Regions from separate parts of the Homo sapiens genome. Here region 2 is linked to region 1. The links are chromatin loops, found by intact Hi-C in ENCODE. Cell type or tissue: GM12878. All regions are shown on one strand. Each heading gives the region's core, and the rest is flanking DNA. Links, peaks and the distances in the headings are about the cores only.

Evidence for each region. Hi-C counts contacts between places; a loop is a spot of excess contacts. Peaks named below come from ENCODE experiments on the same cell type or tissue, not always from the same donor. Only the 100,000 strongest peaks of a DNase experiment are listed, where the experiment ranks them.
Region 2: a loop joins it to region 1, with 7 times the contacts of the local background. A loop is called at or near these places in 5 of 110 quality-filtered maps.

Annotation. Positions count from the first base shown.
Region 1 is chr1:64,684,418-64,688,817 of GRCh38, reverse strand. All of the region lies in intron 26 of CACHD1 (cache domain containing 1), which reads right to left. Among named protein-coding and RNA genes, the nearest start is that of RAVER2, 58 kb to the left of the region's middle. In GM12878, for the core only: a CTCF peak has its summit at 1,888; a DNase peak (open chromatin) is centred at 1,742.
Region 2 is chr1:65,039,629-65,044,028 of GRCh38, reverse strand. It overlaps a transcript of JAK1 not described here. Among named protein-coding and RNA genes, the nearest start is that of MIR3671, 16 kb to the left of the region's middle. In GM12878, for the core only: a CTCF peak has its summit at 2,388; a DNase peak (open chromatin) is centred at 2,418.

The sequences.
Region 1 (4,400 bases), core at 250-4,249:
GGGCTCTGGTGGCTTCTGGGAATGGTGAAAGCTTGGTGCTGGGGGTTGGGGCGGTGGGAGATGGCACTGGACAGATAGGCTAAGACCAGGTCAAGAAGGCTGGCTGAAGCTATGAGCTATGATCTAGTAGTGGACAGTGGGAGTGGTCAGGGGGCAATGGGGAGGCTGGACAGAAGGAAGGTGGGATCAGAGGCTCAGAGGACAGGGTGCTGGAGCATGGGCCTCGAGGAGATGGCAAGGACATAAAGTAGGGCAGTCGCAGTGTGTGGACTGTTCAAGTGCACAGTAGGCTGGATTTGGTGACCAAATGGACTTGCCTGGTGAAGATGCCAGGGAGCTGACATCCTTGGAAAAGGTCGAGGTTTCTAGGTTCAGATACTGAGCAAATAGTGATGCCCTTACCCAGGATTAAGAGACCAGGAGCCAGAATAGGTTTCTCAGCTTTAGCAGTGCTAAGTCTGGAGTGTTAGATTGGGTGCTAGGCTCCAGAATCTAAGTCACAAACTGCTGTGCATATTAAAACCACCTTATGCTATACATGTAAAGGATTAAAGTAGAAAACAGGATTTTAGCAAAATCCCAGTGATTATTCAAACACTTCCTGGATAGCTTCCCGTCTCTGCTCATTTACAAGCACCCACACACTAACTGATAATTCATGTTAGCATTCGAGGTGTTAGATTCATGGTGGCCCTTCTGCTTGGCTCACCCTCCCACCTTCCTCATCTTGCTATTGTGCCTCATGCTTCAGTTGGAAAGTCTTCTCTGGGAAGCTTTCCCAACCTATTTCCCCCACCCACCTCCAGTCCTGCCAGCCCACATGGGGGCTGGTGCTCCTTCTGTGATTTTACATGCATTCTGTGCACATCTCTTATATTTTGCCATATTATAATAAAAAATATAAGGCTATCTATTCATTAGCAAATTCTTTCTTAAATTGTAAGTTCCTGTTTATCTTTGTATCCCTAGTATTTAACACAGTGACTCACACAAAGCAGGAACTTAAAAACAACTGCTGCCCCACCCCCCACCAACGCACACTATACTCTCAAAGCAACAGCATCAGTGAATTTTGTAGTTACCTGTGGCTTTGCCTGGTACAACATTCACTAGTCTCATCTAATAATGCAGACATTCTAGGATACACTGGACTCTGTCCATGGGTTATGACAGAGTCCAGTGACACTCTGAACCTGGCTGGTCACAGGTCCTGGGTTCACATCCAGGACGGTAGTGATGGTGCAGCTGTCTCCAAGGCAACTCAGGAGGGCACCCATCTCTTCATCTCAGGATGGCACCCCCATCTCTTCTGCTACTGCTTTCTGATAGGAACCTCAACAGAGGTGCTTTCAGAGTAAAACTCTCATACTAAGGGCATTCCATTTAATTTCCTTACTATGATACCATTGCTCAACTCCTCTGTAACTTCCTCTTATTTCAATCATTAATGGAAATCTGAAGAGGTCAGGGGAGAAGGGAATAGCAAGTTGTGGAAAAGCAGGAGAAAGACAAACACATTTTCGTATTCAACAAATTAATTGTTTACTCAGTGCCAGGCAGTTCTGCTGAGCACTGGGAAGGGTGATGAATTAAGACAGACATAGTCCCTGACTCATGGAGGAAGACGCACTATTTGAAACACAAAGGATATTTGCAAACACTTTCAAGGAAAAATTTATTTACTATCCAAAGGCTTATGTAGCAAAGTGTCTGCAAATACAATCTCAAGTGGGAAATGGGCTTTAGAAAGGAGGTCAGGCATCTATCAAAAAGAGCCGAGATTAGGTTTTTGTTCTTTGACAGTCTGCTTATATATTTATCTGATAGTTCCTAAGAAACTTTGTTTGATTATAAGGGGTGTGACGTCCCTCTGGGGACTCACTCACCATCTCGTGGCCACAGAGAGTAACTGCAGGAGAATGTTTGTGCACCTCTAGAAAATGGTCTTACGTTCATCTACAAAGTTTTTTGACCAGGTTTTTAAGGTTCAGCATTTGCTTTTTAAGTATTTTGGAATTTGCCACAAACTAGGGAGAAATCTTCCTCTACAAAGAAAAAAATGTTGCCTAATATACACTTACATAAAGTTTCTGATGAGATAGTAACCAAAATACAAATTCACAAGGAACAAATAACGTACAGGTGTTTTTTGACTTAAAAATAAGCCAATAGATGATTGGACAGAACATGATATTTTTAAGAGAAATGGGCAAAGCAGATAGATAGTTGAAAACACACACAGGTAGTAATTGTTTCTAACCTCCACTTGTGAGGGTAACACTGCTGAAAATCAATCATTCTAAGTGGTCTTAGACTATGGGCCAAAATGATTCTACTTTCAAAAAACATTCTCAATTGGAGTAGTTTTTCTTAAGATACAACAATTAAAATTAGATTCTTTTGAAAAACGAAATTCTGTTGGCCACATAAAATATTTCTAAATAAAAATACACCCTAAAGTTTCTAAGTTTAGTTTGGTAACATTCAATTTTCATTCAATTCTAGGATCACAACTCTGAACTCATACCATGAGAGCCGAGGCCGTTGTGTAGTCATGTATTTATAGACTTAATTCTTTTGAGTTTCCTTTTGTGTAACACACTCAAGGATTCACATGGAAATACGCTTATCAGGGAGCAGAGAATCATGACGCCACAATCCTACCAGTTCAAGGGCCAGTCAATGCCATGTTCCTCCATGGGGTTTCCCATAATTTACTCGCAGATAAAAGTGAACTCTCACCCCTTTCCTTCTTTGTTTTACTCTTTTAAGGAAGCTGTCATATTCCACCTTTTATCAAGCATATGAATACATGCATTCATTTATAGCTTCCTCCTAGACTGTAAATTTCTTCAGGGCAGGGTGGGCACAGAGGTAGGGAGGTCAACCCTGAGCACCGTGCCTATCATATGTCATTTCATTTCATCCTCATTGCAACTCCACCCAGCATTTTTTTTTTCTTTTTTTTTTGAGACAGCCCTGTCTCAAAGAGCTCAAAGAGTTCTTGGCTAGAGTGCAGTGGTGCTAACATGGCTCACTGCAACCTTGACCTCCTGGGCTCAAGTGATCTTCCCACCTCAGTCTCCCGAGTAGCTGGGACTACAGGCACGTACCACCATGCCTGGCTAATTTTTTTATTTTGTAGAGACAGGGTCTCACCATATTGCCCAGACTGCAGTAAAAATTTTTAATCCTACCTTAAGTGTTAGGAAACTCAGGTCTAAGGTAGCTCACTAAGGTCTCAACAGCTTGTGGAAAAAAAAGGGGGAGAAGTAGGCTTCAAAGTGAACTGGCTTTACCCTATCTCCTAAGCTCTTCCTCTACACCAAGCTGTCTTGAGGAAGTAACAACTCCCATCTGTAGCCCCCTCCACCTCCACAGTGTACAAGGGTACAGTCATGTCTTGTGTAATGACAGAGATACATTATGAGAAATGTGTCCTTAGGTAATTTCATCATTGCACAAATGTCACAGAGTGTACTTTCACAAACCTAGATGATACAGCCTACTACACACCTCGGCTATATGGCATAGCCTATTCTTCTAGGCTACAAACCTGTGCCACATGTTACTGCACTGAATACTGTAGGCAACTAAAACACAATTGTACACAATACTGTAGGTAATACTATAGGTATTTATATATCTAAACATAGAAGAGGTACCAGAAAAATACCGTATAAAAGATTTTTTAAAATGGTACACCTGTGGCCGGGCGCAGTGGCTCACGCCTGTAATCTCAACACATTGCGAGGCTGGGGTGGGCGGATCACCTGAGGTTGGGAGTTCGAGACCAGCCTGACCAACATGGAAAAACCCAGTCTCTTCCAAAAATACAAAATTAGCCGGGCATGGTGGCATGTGCCTGTAATCCCAGTTACTTGGGAGGCTGAAGCAGGAGAATCGCTTGAACCCAGGAGGTGGAGGTTGTGGTGAGCCGAGATCGCACCATTGCACTCCAGCCTGGGCGACAAGAGCAAAACTCTGTCTCAAAACAAAAAACAAAAAACAAAAAACAAAAAAGGTACACCTATATAGAGCACTTACCATAAATGGAGCTTGCAGGATTGGTAGTTGTTCTGTGTGAGCCAGTGAGTGACTGGTGAGTGAATGTGAAGGCCTAGGACATCAGTGTACACTACTGTAGACTTTATAAACACTATATATTTAGGCTACTCTAAATTTATTAAACTTTTTTCTTTCTTCAATAATAAACCTTTGCTTACTGTAACTTTTTTGCTTTATAAACTTTTAAACTTTTAAAACTTTTTGACTATTTTGTAATAACAGGTTAAAATACAGACACATTGTACAGCTGTGCAAAAATATTTCCTTTTGTTATATCCTTATTCTATAAGCTTTTTTCTAGTTTAAAAATTTTTACATTTCACTTTTTAAAC
Region 2 (4,400 bases), core at 307-4,306, 360 kb before region 1:
AAAATTCAGCCAGGTGCGGTGACTCACGTCTGTAATCCCAGCACTTTTGGAGGCCAAGGCGGGTGGATCACTTGAGGTCAGGAGTTCGAGACCAGCCTGGCCAACATGGTGAAACCCTATCTTTATTAAAAATACAAAAATTAGCCAGGTGTGGTGGTGGGCCCCTGTAATCCCAGCTACTTGGGAGGCTGAGGCAGGAGAATTGTTGACTCCAGGAGGCGGAGGTTGCAGTGAGCTGCGATTGTGCCACTGCACTCCAGCCTGGGCAACAGAGGGAGACTCCATCTAAACAAACAAACAAGCAAAAAAAAAAAAAAAAAAAAAAAAATTAGCCAGGTGTGGTGGTGCATGCCTGTAGTCCCAGCTACTCAGGAGGCTGAGGTGGGAGAATCACTTGAGTCTGGGAGGCAGAGGTTGCAGTGAGCCAAGATTATGCCACTCCAGTCCAGCCTGGGCAACAGAGCAAGACTTTGTCTCAAAAACAAAAAACAAAAACAAACTATATATATATATAATCATATGCTATGTAACATTTTGGAATTGGCTTTTTTTCAATGTAGAATAACTCCCTGGAGATTCATCCAAATTGTGGTATAGGTTTTTGTTTTTATTATCTGAAGTCTATACATTTAAAAAAGTTTTTCTATTGAGTTTGTTTTATTATTAATGAAAATCTGTAACCAAGGTTATTGAAAGTAGGTGCCACTTCCTAGCTAGGAGACCTTGTGGATTACTTCATATCTCTGAGACTCCATCTCCTCACCTTTAGAATAGGCATAAAAATTAGGACTTTATATTATATTCCCCTTATTAATGGAGGCTAATTACAAAGATGCAATACCATGTCTTCTTTAGTCACAGAGTAACTCCAAGTCCTCATATTTCTGCGATTGGGATAAACAGCAGGTCTCATGCACTGTTTTGAGTGAAAAACATTAGATTCCATGATCTACTTTTTCTGAGACCACCTGTCATTCATATTGTCCTGCAGAAAGGATCTGATTGGGTTGGTTTGTCATTTCCAACATAGAGAACCTGTAATGGGCCCACACCAAACTCCTTGAAAGGTGTTTTCCTCTCTGTGGTTCTCTTGCAGAAGCACTAGGAGAATCTTTACACTTCTCTCTCTGGCCATCAGTCAGAACAAACTGAAGCCGGAGCTTGCCTTGGAGGTGATGCCCATGCGATAGAGGTGTTCTGGCTGAGGCTGATGACCACCTAGCAGATAGGGACTAAAAGCAGAAAAGCAGAGAGTTGAACTCATCCTCAGTTTAGTTCTCTGTAGACCAAGAACAGAAGTTATTTTATCAAACATAGTAAAAAATGAAAAGTCCCCGTTGAGTCAGTGCTCTCAGAAGAGGACTCTGGATTTGACAGGTACCTAGTACTTACTGGACCCGCATCAAAGACAGCTATTCCATAAGGTTGTTATAAGGAGAAAATTCAGTGGCCAGGACAACCTTCGGCCAACTCTAAAGCCCTATATGAAACACCAGTTATTTCACCAAGTCACCTGATGTAACATGAATTCAGTCTTCTCTATGCTTTTTGTGTATGAGCAACTGTAAAAAGAAATTTCTGGGGTGTGTTTGTGTGTGTGTGTGTGTGTGTGTGTGTGTGTTAAATAAGAGTGCCTGGTTTTTCATAACTAAGACTAAGAAAATGAAAAGTATATACAGTTGTCCTTCAGTATCTGAGGGAGATTGGTTCAGGATTCCCTCAGGTAGCAAAATCTATGGAAGCTGAAGTTCCTGATAATAAACGGGATAATATTTGCATTTACCCCATGCACATCCTCTCGTATACTTTCAATCATCTCTAGACTGCCTCTAATACCTAATACAATGTAAATGCTATGTAAATAGTTGTTATACTGTACTGCTTTAAAATTCGTTATTTTTTATTCTTATAGTGTTTTCTGTTTTGAGGGTTTTTTTGTTTTGTTTTTCTTTTCCAGATTTTTTTGTTTTGTTTTGTTTTGTTTTGAGACAGAGTTTTGCTCTTCTTGCCCAGGCTGGAGTGCAGTGGTGAGATCTCTGCTCACTGCAACCTCCGCCTCCTGGATTCAAGTGATTCTCCTGCCTCAGCCTCCCAAGTAGTAGCTGCGATTATAGGCATCTGCCAACATGCCTGGCTAATTTTTTGTATTTTTGCTAGAGACGGGGTTTTACCATGTTGGCCAGGCTGGTCTAGAACTCCTGAACTCAGGTGATCCACCCACCTTGGCCTCCCAAAGTGCTGGGATTACAGGCGTGAGCCACCGTGCCCAGCCCAGATATTTTTGATCCATGGCTGGTTGAATCTTCAGATGGGAGGACCAACTGTATGTATATATAGTATAAGTATTTGCTTGTGTTTCTGAAAGGAGACAGTAGAGTTCAGTACAGAGCTGGAAACTAGCGCCCCATGGTTCCTGTGAAATGTCTGTGTACAGGAACATACAGAATCAGATGATCGCTTCTGTGTTTGCTATGATAAGGGTTACACAGAGGCCATCAGGTAGGAGACGACACAGAGAGCACAGGTTGGAGCACAGGTGGGTCGCTAGGCATATCCAGGGTCCTGGGCTGATACAGTATCTAAAACAGAAAACATCCAGTGCTTACGGGGTACTGGCTCTTTCCTCAGACTCCACATTTGAGATGCAGAGGAACTAAAACTCCATCTTTGTGTATGTAGCAAGTTTTCCCCTTTCAGCTTTGAAAATGAAAGTTTGTTTTAGGTCAGGTTCAGCCTGGGGAAATGAGAAAATCACCCACTGGGATGAGCCCTTCCCCCTTCAACACTGTAAATAGCTTTTTCCACTTGGCGCGGTCTCCTCGCCACGGTAATAAGGAGCTCTTGCTGGCTGCTCCGACCCGTGCGACAGCCAGGCCTTCAGGAGGTCTGGTGTCCCTGCACTTTGTGGTCTCTGAGCAGTCCAGCTCTGCCTGCCATCAGTTTGGGCACTTGACATTTCAGGAAATCCTGAGCCCAGATTGCAGGCCCTCTTTTTCCGTGATGATACCCACTACATTGAAATGATGGATCTGTGATAGCAACAGGAGCGATGATATACATCTTTGTATATCCCTGCCCTCCCCAGACCCCAAGTCCTATATAAAAACTTCACTTCCTGGGCTTCCTTTACCCCACCCCAATATTTGCCATGTTTTCTTGTGTTTCATGATTTTTCTGTCAGCTCCTCTGAAATGTGAGGTCCTTCAAAGCAGGACTATGTTTTTTTTCGTGGTATCCCTTGCCCCTCGCAAAATGCCTAGGACATAATAGGTGTTCTATAAATGTTTGTTGAATGAATACAGAAAAACCAGAGCGCCACTATGGGTAGGTGAGTGGGATGGGGAAGGCCCTGAAATCCAGAGCACAGGGGGACCTGGGCATGTGTGTGTATGTGAGGGCTGAGTAGGGAGATTGTTGTGGACAGAATAATGGTCCGTAGAATAAAGGTCCACATTCTGATCCCTGGAACCTGAGAACACGTTATGTTAAATGCCAGAGGGAATTCTGGTTGCAGATGGAATGAAGGTTGCTCATCCCGATTGTAAGGTCGAGAGATTACTATGGATTACCCAGGTGGGTCAGGGTAATCACAGGGTTCTTACAAGTGGGAAGCAGGAGAGTCGGAGAAGATGTGATGACAGAAGCACAGGCTGGAGTGAAGTGGCCTCGAGCCACAGAAGGCAGGTGGCCTCTAGACGATAGAAAGGTCAAGGAACAGATTCTTTCCAGAGCCTCCAGAAGGAAAGCATCTGTGCTAGCACCTTGATGTTAGCCCTTTGAGGCCCAATTTCAGACTTCTTTTTTTTTTTTTTGGAGACAGGGTCTTGCTCTAGTTGCCCAGGCTGGAGTGTGGTGGGGCAATCTTGGCTCACTACAACCTCCACCTCCTAATTTCAAGGGATTCTCCTGCCTCAGCCTCCCGAGTAGCTGGGATTATAGGTGCCCACCACCATGTCTGGCTAATTTTTATATTTTTTGTAGAGACAGGGTTTTGCCATGTTGGCCAGGCTGGTCTTGAACTCCTGACCTCAGGTGATCCACCCGCTGCAGCCTCCCAAAGTGCTGGGATTACAGGTGTAAGCCACTGTGCCTCTTCGCATTTCAGACTTTTGACCTTAAAAACAACTTGTGTTGTTTTTAAGACACTAAGTTTGTGGTAGTTTCTTACAGCAGCTATTGGAAACTAATACAGAGGCTAAGCCTAGGGGAATGGGGGGAATCCTCAGGAAGGAACCAAATAGAACACATAACCCTGGAAAAGGCAATGGCTGTGTCGGAGAAGCTCAGTCAGCATCCAAAAATACCTTTCCTGCTGAATCACCCTAGATCAAAAGTCATTGACAGTAAGATCACCACTGGTACGCAGCTCAATGTGTGTTGCCTTTAGTGTCCCCAAATAG